Linked DNA regions of Homo sapiens: region 1 is linked to region 2. Evidence: chromatin contacts called from ENCODE Hi-C or POLR2A ChIA-PET data. All regions are on one chromosome and are shown on one strand. The core of a region is the stretch at or near the end of the contact, and the rest is flanking DNA. Distances in the headings are between cores, read along the strand shown.

Region 1 (4,629 bases), core at 492-2,991, 44 kb after region 2:
TCTCCTGCCTCAGCTTCCTGAATAGCTGGGATTACAGGCGCACACCACCATGCCCGGCTAATTTTTGTATTTTTAGTAGACAGAGGGTTTCACCATGTTGGTCAGGCTGGTCTCAAACTCCTGACTTCATGATCCGCCCGCCTTGGCCTCCCACGCTGCTGGATTACAGACGTGAGCCACCGTACCCAGTCCAGATCTTTCTTTTTTAATGTAGGCATTTATAGCTATAAATTTCCCCCTGAGCACTGCTTTTGGTGCATCTTATGAGTTTTGATATATTTTGTTTTTGTTTTCATTTGTCTCAAAGTGTTTTCTAATTTTCTTTGTGATTTCTATTTCCCATTGGTTGTTTCAGAGGAGCCTAGGATACTTTATAACCCAGAAGGTCAAAGGTCAGTTCCTCCTTGTCACCCCATGGCTGTAGACCCACCAAGCAGAAGCTTAGGAAACCCTTTTCCTTCTCTGTTATGGGTCCCCTGGCCTGGCTGAGCGGTGGGCTCACTGTAAGTAAGCCATGTGGGCTGCCAAGAGACTGTCTCATCATGAGCCACTCGTGACCACAGGGACGTGCAGTGTTCCCAGAGAGGGTTCTGTATTCCTTAGCACTTGCTGTGTGAGTGAGTCCATGACCTTTGATGGAAAGAACAGAAACATGAAGAATTTATATATCATATTTATGAACAATTTCAGAACTAAATTGGCCAAATGAACTGAGTATCAGATTTGTGGGCTTTGATTTCTAGTTCTGAACCTCACCTGGTAAAATGTCACATCTCATCAGTTCTCAGAACAAGCATCCTGGGATTAATCTCAGCTTCAGCCCTTGCTAGTTCTGTGAGCCTGGCAAAAGCAATTTTGCAACAATGTATGTGTTCTACTCCATGCATTTGAATGGTGCATGCTGTGTGCCATGTACCATTTGAATGCATGGAGTAGAATACATATACTGTTCTCATTAAGCCTCACAGTTACCTAATGGCACTCAGGTACTGTTATCATCCCCATTTTTCAGATGAAGAAACTGAGGTACAGAGAGGTAAACAAGTTTTGTGAAATCATAAAGCTAATAAGAGATGGTGCTAGGATTTGGGCCCAGGCTGTGTGCTTCTGAATCTGCGCTGTTAACCATACTACTATGTGGTCAAGTTTATTAATATGACTCAGCCTGTTTCCTTATTAACAGATGAGGATAACAGCTCTTATACTTCAGGGCTGTTGTGAGGGTTAAGTGTTCGATGAGTGTGAAACACTTAGCCCCATGAATGAAGACAACCAGCTGGGAGGGCTATGAACTGGCTGCCCACGGTCGTGTGTACAGTTGACCAGAATTAGGGTGATGGGGCAGTGACGAGGCCTTGAATTCAGTTCAGGCACTTTGCCTCCAGCAAGCACGACTCCCCACATACAGTGACAACAGAAGGCTTTCAGGAGACTTACTTGTGCTGAAGCTGCTGATGTTCTCCAGCACATTCTCCCCACCCAGACAGGCAGAGGTCCTTTTATTTCTAGATAACAAAACTTTGCTGGTGGACACACTGCTAACATGTAGGAGAGGTGGAATTTGAACCCAGGTTCCAGAGCCGGCGCCGCCTTAGCTCCCACGTTCCCTTACTCATTCTTACTGTTGCTCCCACGTCCTGTCCCGCCCACCTCAGAGCCTGCAGTGGGACAATTCAGTATTCCTGGAATGCTGCTTTTCTTACCACCACGTGTAAACATTCTCTGCCTGACTCATGGACTAGCTCTCATGCCGCCCACACCATGAGCCTTCCTGTTCCAAACCCGGAAATGTAATGTCATCGCCACCTCCTGGGATGGGAGCCTCTGCAGTCTTGTATTCTCCACATTGGTACTCAACATCCTAGGGTAGTTTTCTCCTTCCCCACACTTGCTAGGGTGGAGGAACCTTAAAGGCTTAGCCATGAAACCCCCACTGCCCCATAACTAAGCCCTTTCATAGTGTGTTCCCTGTAGAGTTGGGCACTGCACAGCTATGGGACAGGGATGGGTGGGCAGAGGGGGTGCCAGGCAGAGGCAGGAGGCCAGACCATCACACCAGAGAGCTCTGTAGGGCTCAGAGACACTTTGATCTGCATTCTGGTCATGTGGTCATGTATGTAGCAGTAACTAAGGAGTGTGTCTTTTACAAAATAGTGCACCAGTCAGTATCAGATCGTGGTTTCCACCAGGAGTTCACATAAGAATCTCTGTGGAACTTCATAGAAATACAGAATGCTAGACATCCACCACAGACCTGCTGAGTTGACGTATCTGGGAGGTAGGACCTGGGCAGTTGTAATTTTTTTTTTTTTTTTTGAGACGGAGTCTCACTCTGTTGCCCAGGCTAGAGTGCAGTGGCGCGATCTCAGCTCACTGCAAGCTTCGCCTCCTGGGTTCACGCCATTCTCCTGCCACAGCCTCCCGAGTAGCTGGGACTACAGGCGCCCGCCACCACGCCTGGCTAATTTTTTGTATTTTTAGTAGAGATGGGATTTCACCGTGTTAGCCAGGATGGTCTCGATCTCCTGACTTCGTGATCCGCCCACCTCGGCCTCCCAAAGTACTAGGATTACAGGCATGAGCCACCGCGCCTGGCCCAGCAGTTGTAATTTTTAAAGCTTCACATATGTAACAAACAGTGACATTGGTGACCTCCAGGGAGGGAAGGTGAGAGGAGGACTATTCACGTTTGTCCTTTTTGAATTTTGAACTAGGTGATGATATTATGTGTTCAAAAAATAAATTATGTTTAAAAATCATAAGCTCTTTCATACTATATGTTGTTTATGTTTAAATATCTATGTAATAGGAGGATAAGGATTGAAATGTGCCCAGAGATGGTGGCACACTGCTGGAGGTGGGAGGGGAAAGGTGGAAGGTGAGGGTTTGGTTCCATTTGTAATGTTTTATTTGTTTAAAAAGAGACTCTTGAGGCACAATGGTAAAATCTATTCAATTTGTGAGGTACGTATACTGGATTTGTTATGTTATTTTCTGTTTGAAAGATTTTATAGTTAAGAACAAATATTTAAAAGTAAAACAAAGTCAAATATGAAATGTTCATAGATAGCTCCCACGTGCTCCTAGCTAGTGACTTAGGAGAGTGATAGGAAAGGTGAAGTGCAGGCCTGTGGCGCTTAACAGCAGGGAGTTGTTCTGAGAAACATGCTCACTAGGCGATGTCCTTTGTGTGGGAACATCACAGAGTGCATTTACGCAGACCTAGGTGGTGGAGCCTGCCACACACCTAGGCTATATAGTGTGGGCTATTGCGCCTAGAGCACAAACCTGTGCAGCATGTTACCATACTGAATACTGCAGGCAATTATAACCCAATGGTATTTGGGTATCTAAACATAGAAAAGATACAGTAACAAGATGGCATAAAAGAGAAAAAATGGTACACCTGTATAGGGAACTTACCATAAATGGAGCTTACAGGACTGGCAGTTGCTCTGGGGGAGTCAGGGATTGAATGGTGAGTGAATGCGAAGGCCTAGGACATTACCGTACACTACTGTAGACTTCATAAACACTGCTTAGACTACACTAAATTGATTTAAAAAATTTTTTTTCTTGTTTTAATAATAAGTTAACCTTAGGGCCAGGCATGGTGGCTCATGCCTGTAATCCCACAGCTTTGGGAGGCCAAGGTGGAAGGATTGTTTGAAACCAGGAATTCGAGACCAGCCTTGGCAGTCATAGTCAGGCCTGCCTCTACGAAAAACTTTTTAAATTAGCCAGGTGCAGTGGCATGCACTTGTAGTCCTAGCCACTGGGGAAGCTGAGGCGGGAGGATCGCTTGAGCCCAGGAGTTCCAGTCTGCAGTGAGCTCTGATAGTGCCACTGCACGTCAGCCTGGGTGACAGAGCGAGACCCTGTCTCAAAAATAAATAAATACATACATAAAAATAACCTTAGCTTACTGTAACTTTTTACTTTTATAAAAAGTTTATTTTTTAATTTTTTAAAACTTTTTTACTCTTTTGCAATAACACAGCTTAAAACAAACACATTATACAGCTGTACAAAAACATTTTCTTTCTTTATATCCTTATTCTATAAGCTTTTTCTGTGCTTAAAGTTTTTTATTTTTTACTTTTTAAACTTCTTTGTTAAAAACTAAGACATAAACACTCACATTAGCCTCGGCCTACACAGGGTCAGGATCATCAGTATCACTGCTTCCACCTCCACATCTTGTCCCCCTGGAAAGTCTGCAGGGGCCATAACACCCATGGAGGTGTCACCTCCTACGATAACAGTGCCTTCTTCTGGATACCTCCTGAGGGACCTGCCTGAGGCTGTTTTACAGTTAACTTTTTGTTTACTAAGTAGAAGGCATATACTCTAAAATAATGATTAGACGTATAGTATAGTAAATACGTAAACCAGTACCATCGTCGTTGATTATCAAGTATTATGCACTGTGCATAATTGTACGGGCTTGAATTTTATGCAGCTGGCCGGGCAGTAGGTTTGTTTACACCAGCATCACCACAGACACATGAGTAAATGCACTGACCTACGATATCACAAGGCAATGGGAATTTTTCAGCTCCATTATGGTGCTATGGGATTACAGTCGTATACATGGTCTGTTGTTGACTGAAATGTCGTTATGTGGTG
Region 2 (4,600 bases), core at 345-2,844:
TATTTCTGTCTCTTCCTATTACAGTATTGCTTATGCTTCCCTATCTGCCCTATTCCTAGCTGCCCACTTACCCTTTTCCTGCTTGCATGAGATTGAATGCCCTCACCACGCACATAAGCACACACATATATATTCTGGTTCTGGGAAATGAAATACAGGTATGAGAGTTTTTCCAGTAGCTAGCATCTGCCAAGGTGAATGTATATGGGTCTATAGGGAAGCCATAAAACTGAAGTCGAGGTGGGTGATAGAATCCCTGATTATTATTTTTATGTATACTTATTTATAAATGTTTCTTGGGCATTTGGAGGCTACTCTGAATCATAAAGACTGGAGATCTAGGTGTAGCAAAGCTTGAGGACAGCAGACCATCTTCTTCCTCCCCTTGTCTTTCTACTCCACCATCTCAAACCAGGACGTCTCTTTATTTTATTGTATTCCTGTTTTCAATTCTGCTGTTTCATACCTAGTCCATCTCACCTGTGTTCATTTTCTCTCTTGTACATTTTAAATATTTAATTGTATCAAAATAATACATAGTTTAAAAATCAGATATATCAATAAATAGCAGTTCTTTGTCTCTTTTTTCTTTTCTTTCTTTCTTTTTTTTGAGACAGCGTCTTGCTCTATTGTCCAGGCTGGAGTACAGTGATGCGATCTTGGCTCACTGCAACCTCTGCCTCCTGGGTTCAAGCAGTTCTCCTGCCTCAGCCTCCCGGGTAGCTGGGATTACAGGTGCCCATCACCACGCATGGCTAATTTTTGTATTTTTAGTAGAGACAGGTTTTCACTATTTGGCCAGGCTGGTCTCGACCTCCTGACCTCAAGTGATCTGCCTGCCTCAGACTCCCAAAGTGCTGGAATTACAGGCGTGAGCCACTGCGCCTGGCCTCTTTGCCTCTTTCTTCTCTATTTTTCAGTCCTATTACCCAAAGACAACCACTTTTATCTCTTTTATTTGTTCATCATTGTTTTCATCATATATTTACCTCTGTGTTACAAATAATGGGCTTATACTAATTTTTCACTTATCAATTTTAAGCAGTATCTTTGACAAGATAAACTAGATGATAGTCTTTTTACTGCCACCATTATTCTATTTCCTTTCCCTTATCTTCCTAATAAACTTTATCATAATTTTAAATTTTAATAATCACATTTAGATTATTATGATTGCACAGTTATTATTCACTAGTGAGCAAAGTAGTGTACTATGATTACTTTTGTTTTGGGTACAAAATAATTGTTTTACTGGAGAATTGTTTCTTTCAGCTCTGGAAAGGGAAAGATCCTTGTATCATCTATTAGTTAGGGGATACAAAGCTTCTATAACACATAGACCCCAAAGTGAATTGGCTCCACAACAAGATAAGTATATTTCTCATGTAATAGTGCAGAGCAGATGTTCTAGTTCATCAGGGGGTTCTGTCATCTTCAGCATGTGCTATCTAAGATCACTTTGTTCATTGCCATTTCGGCCCACAGAAAGGTGAAAGTATATAAGAGATTTTATGTGTTTGGAGAATGACAAGAATTCTGGTGTGACTAGAGTTCTGTGTGAGTCAGAGGGAAGGGTGCCGTATGAAGTTGGAAATACTGAGACCAGATGATGAAGAGCTTTCCAAGTCCTACTAGGGAGTTTGAATGTCATTCTGTAGGCAACATGGAGTCATCCAGGGACTAGACATGAGGAGTTCTGGTGGCAACATAGAAAATAGCTTGGGGTGGGAGGCTGAGATTCCAGCTTGGAAGAGTCTGGGGAAGAGATTATCATCAGAACTTTAATGGAGATACTGAGAATGAAGAGAATGCGTATTTGAAAACATTTCCATTTCTTTCCAATTCAAAAGTAATACATGGTTATTATTTAAAAACTAAAACATTTTAGAAATGTAGAACAGAAAAAGAAAGTACATCCCATAATCTCTCCAAACGAAATCATTAGTGACAATTTGGGGACTACACCTCTGGTTTTAATTCTCTATTGCAATGATTATTCTTCTGTTTTTCAACCCAAACTTTTAACTCATTCCTTCACATCCTGTTTTGTATAAACCATTTACTCATTGTTTGCTATGTGCCAGCTGTTGTAATGTCTTTACTTATGTTATGTTGTTTACTTTCCAATACTATGAGGACTACATATTATTTTTTTACCATTTTACAGATGAGGAAACTGAAACTCAGAGAGAGTAAGGATATTGCTCAAGGTTATATGGCTAATACATGACAGAGCCTAGTTTTCCATGCAGATCTGACACTAAATCCCATGTTCCTTACCATTAATATACCTTTAAGAAGATTCGAGGACTGTTCAAATGTGAAGGGAGCGGGAATTGTTGATGCTCCTGAGGACAGGGTAGTGGAACAGTTGTACCATAATCAGTTTTACCTGTTACCATTTTCTTTTTTTTTTTTTTTGAGATGGAGTCTCGCTCTGTCGCCCAGGCTGGAGTGCAGTGGCGTGATCTCGGCTCACTGCAACCTCTCCCTCCCAGGTTCAAGCGATTCTCCTGCCTCAGCCTCCTGAGTAGCTGGGACTACAGGCCCATGCCACCACGCCTCACTAATTTTTTCTATTTTTAGTAGAGACGAGGTTTCACCATGTTAGCCAGATGGTCTTGTGATCTGCCTGCCTCGGCCTCCCAAAATGCTGGAATTACAGGCATGAGCTACCGCACCCAGCCCCTGTTACCATTTTCTAATTTAGCACTGAATGCTAGAGATTTAGCCCTTCTTAAAAGTCAGGATTTTTACCGAATTATCCTTGTGAAGTCACTTTAAAACCTAGGGCATAACTTGATTGGTACATTTACACATCAAACAATAATATAAATGAGAGTATGATAGTAACATTCTGTATAGAACCTAAGTCTAACCATAAAGAATATAAGACAAAAAGCAATTGATACTTGTGTATCAAAGAGAATTATCTGGATATGTGGTATTAAACATGGTAAAATGTATTTGGAGCCCAAGTTCTATGAAAAGATTATAAATAAGGACTTACTCACTCTAAATGAATTTGTCTTCTGGCTCAGGCAAATGACATTCCAGGGTACTGAGAGAACTTGAGAATGAGGTCACTGAACAGCTCTCAGTGATCCATAAAGAACTGTGGCCAGTGGACTATGTTCCAGAAGGCTGATGTTAAAATCATAAATTTCTCCCAATTATCCTGTTTTTTTAAGTTTATTATAAAAAATTTTAAGCAGTTTCATTTTGGCAGTTATTTTGTAGATGGTGCTATGTAGTTCATATTTCATCACATTAGGAGATGTACTTTTAGTAATGCTAAGACTGAGCAATGGGTTCAGTTGGTGACAGTCTAATCCACTATAAAGTTTCCCATCAACCTTAAACTTAATTGTTTTACCATCCATTGATGAACATTGCCTGATTCCGTCATTTTGCTAGAGGTGACAAAAAGGTAATTTTGAATTCTGTCATTCCTTTTGTATTTTTTATTGGCTAAAGTAGTTTTATAGAGAATACTGTCATTCACCCACCACAGCTTCAGGTGTTAGAATACTCTGAAGTATAATTCATACCAGAGAGGCAGAATAAATGCTCAATTCTTTTCTTTTAATTATCATTTTAGAGAAAAATAAGATATCCTAGGAACTTTCATCGGTGTCTAATGAGTTATTTCCCTCCCTCCCCCTGCCTTTATATATGTGTGTGTGTATAAATATATATATATATTTATATATGTACAGAGACACACACTCTTCTAGTATCTGATGAACTAATGGATTTAATGTTTTCTATATGTCTTATTTAGTTCTACACATGTTTTTTTAATGCTCAATTGGCCATCTGTGGCCCCTTCTAGGTGATATCTCTTAACATCACTAAAATAGTTTCTGAGAGCTTCTTTGCTTTCTGGTGTAACGAGATATGCCACCCAACTTGTACATTTGCTGACAAAGACCTGAAATTTCTACCAAGGATGTTGGTTCTTTTTAGAGAGAAATGGTTCTTAGAGACTACAATCTGGTTGCTAGGGGTGCTCATTGACATTGGATTGTTATTGCTTCTAGGCCTTTTTGGTGGACAGAACTAACTCATTATTTTATTTATTTATCGAGACAGGGTCTTGCTTTGTTGCCCATACTAGAAGGTAGTGCTGTGATCACAGCTCACTATAGTCTCAACCTCCTAGGCTCAAGTGATCCTCCTGACTCAGCCTCCCAAATAGCCGGGACTACAAGTGCATGCCACCACACTTAGCTAATTAATTTTTTTTTTTTTTTTGTAGAAACAGGGTCCCACTATGTTGCCCAGGCTGGTTTCAAACTCCTGGGCTCAAGCAATCCTCCTGCCTTGGCCTCCCAAAGTGCTGGGATTATATGCATGAGCCACTATGCCTGGCCTAACTCATTATTTTTAGTCAGCAAATGTTTCTAGATTAGAAACATACGTTCTTGACTATATTGAGGAGGCCAAGTGTTTGTTGAATGGCATTTTACAAAAGCTTTCCAGGTATTTCCTGGCCTTGTTTACTTCCAGCAATAATCACAAAAGTCATTTTCCCCCTTACATAATGTAATCTTTGTTCTTAAATTGAAATATTCTTGCACAAGATCATTCTTCTGAC

The links. A loop is a pair of places that touch in the nucleus more often than their neighbours do. ChIA-PET counts read pairs that join two places held with the same protein, here RNA polymerase II (POLR2A). Pooled maps may share reads with other maps.
Region 1: a map of ascending aorta shows a loop between it and region 2 (4-fold over the local background). The contact joins two enhancer-like sites. A Hi-C loop is called at or near these places in 11 of 168 maps with a recorded cell type or tissue (Caco-2, IMR-90, aorta and 7 more), 2 of 37 single-sample maps with no recorded cell type and 8 of 50 pooled maps. POLR2A ChIA-PET finds 5 or more read pairs at or near these places in 5 of 52 experiments (AG04450, BJ, Caco-2 and 2 more).

The regions. Positions count from the first base shown.
Region 1 is chr13:49,311,168-49,315,796 of GRCh38, reverse strand. The region is part of intron 10 of CAB39L (calcium binding protein 39 like); the gene reads left to right. Among named protein-coding and RNA genes, the nearest start is that of CDADC1, 66 kb to the right of the region's middle. RefSeq lists an enhancer at 641-1,840. Within about 2 kb of position 1,741, at least 24 of the 41 ENCODE cell types and tissues checked have a DNase peak (open chromatin) inside an H3K27ac peak, as active enhancers do; they include IMR-90 and ascending aorta, where a contact is called at or near this core.
Region 2 is chr13:49,354,870-49,359,469 of GRCh38, reverse strand. All of the region lies in intron 6 of CAB39L (calcium binding protein 39 like), which reads left to right. Among named protein-coding and RNA genes, the nearest start is that of CAB39L, 87 kb to the left of the region's middle. Within about 2 kb of position 1,594, at least 2 of the 41 ENCODE cell types and tissues checked have a DNase peak (open chromatin) inside an H3K27ac peak, as active enhancers do; they include IMR-90 and ascending aorta, where a contact is called at or near this core.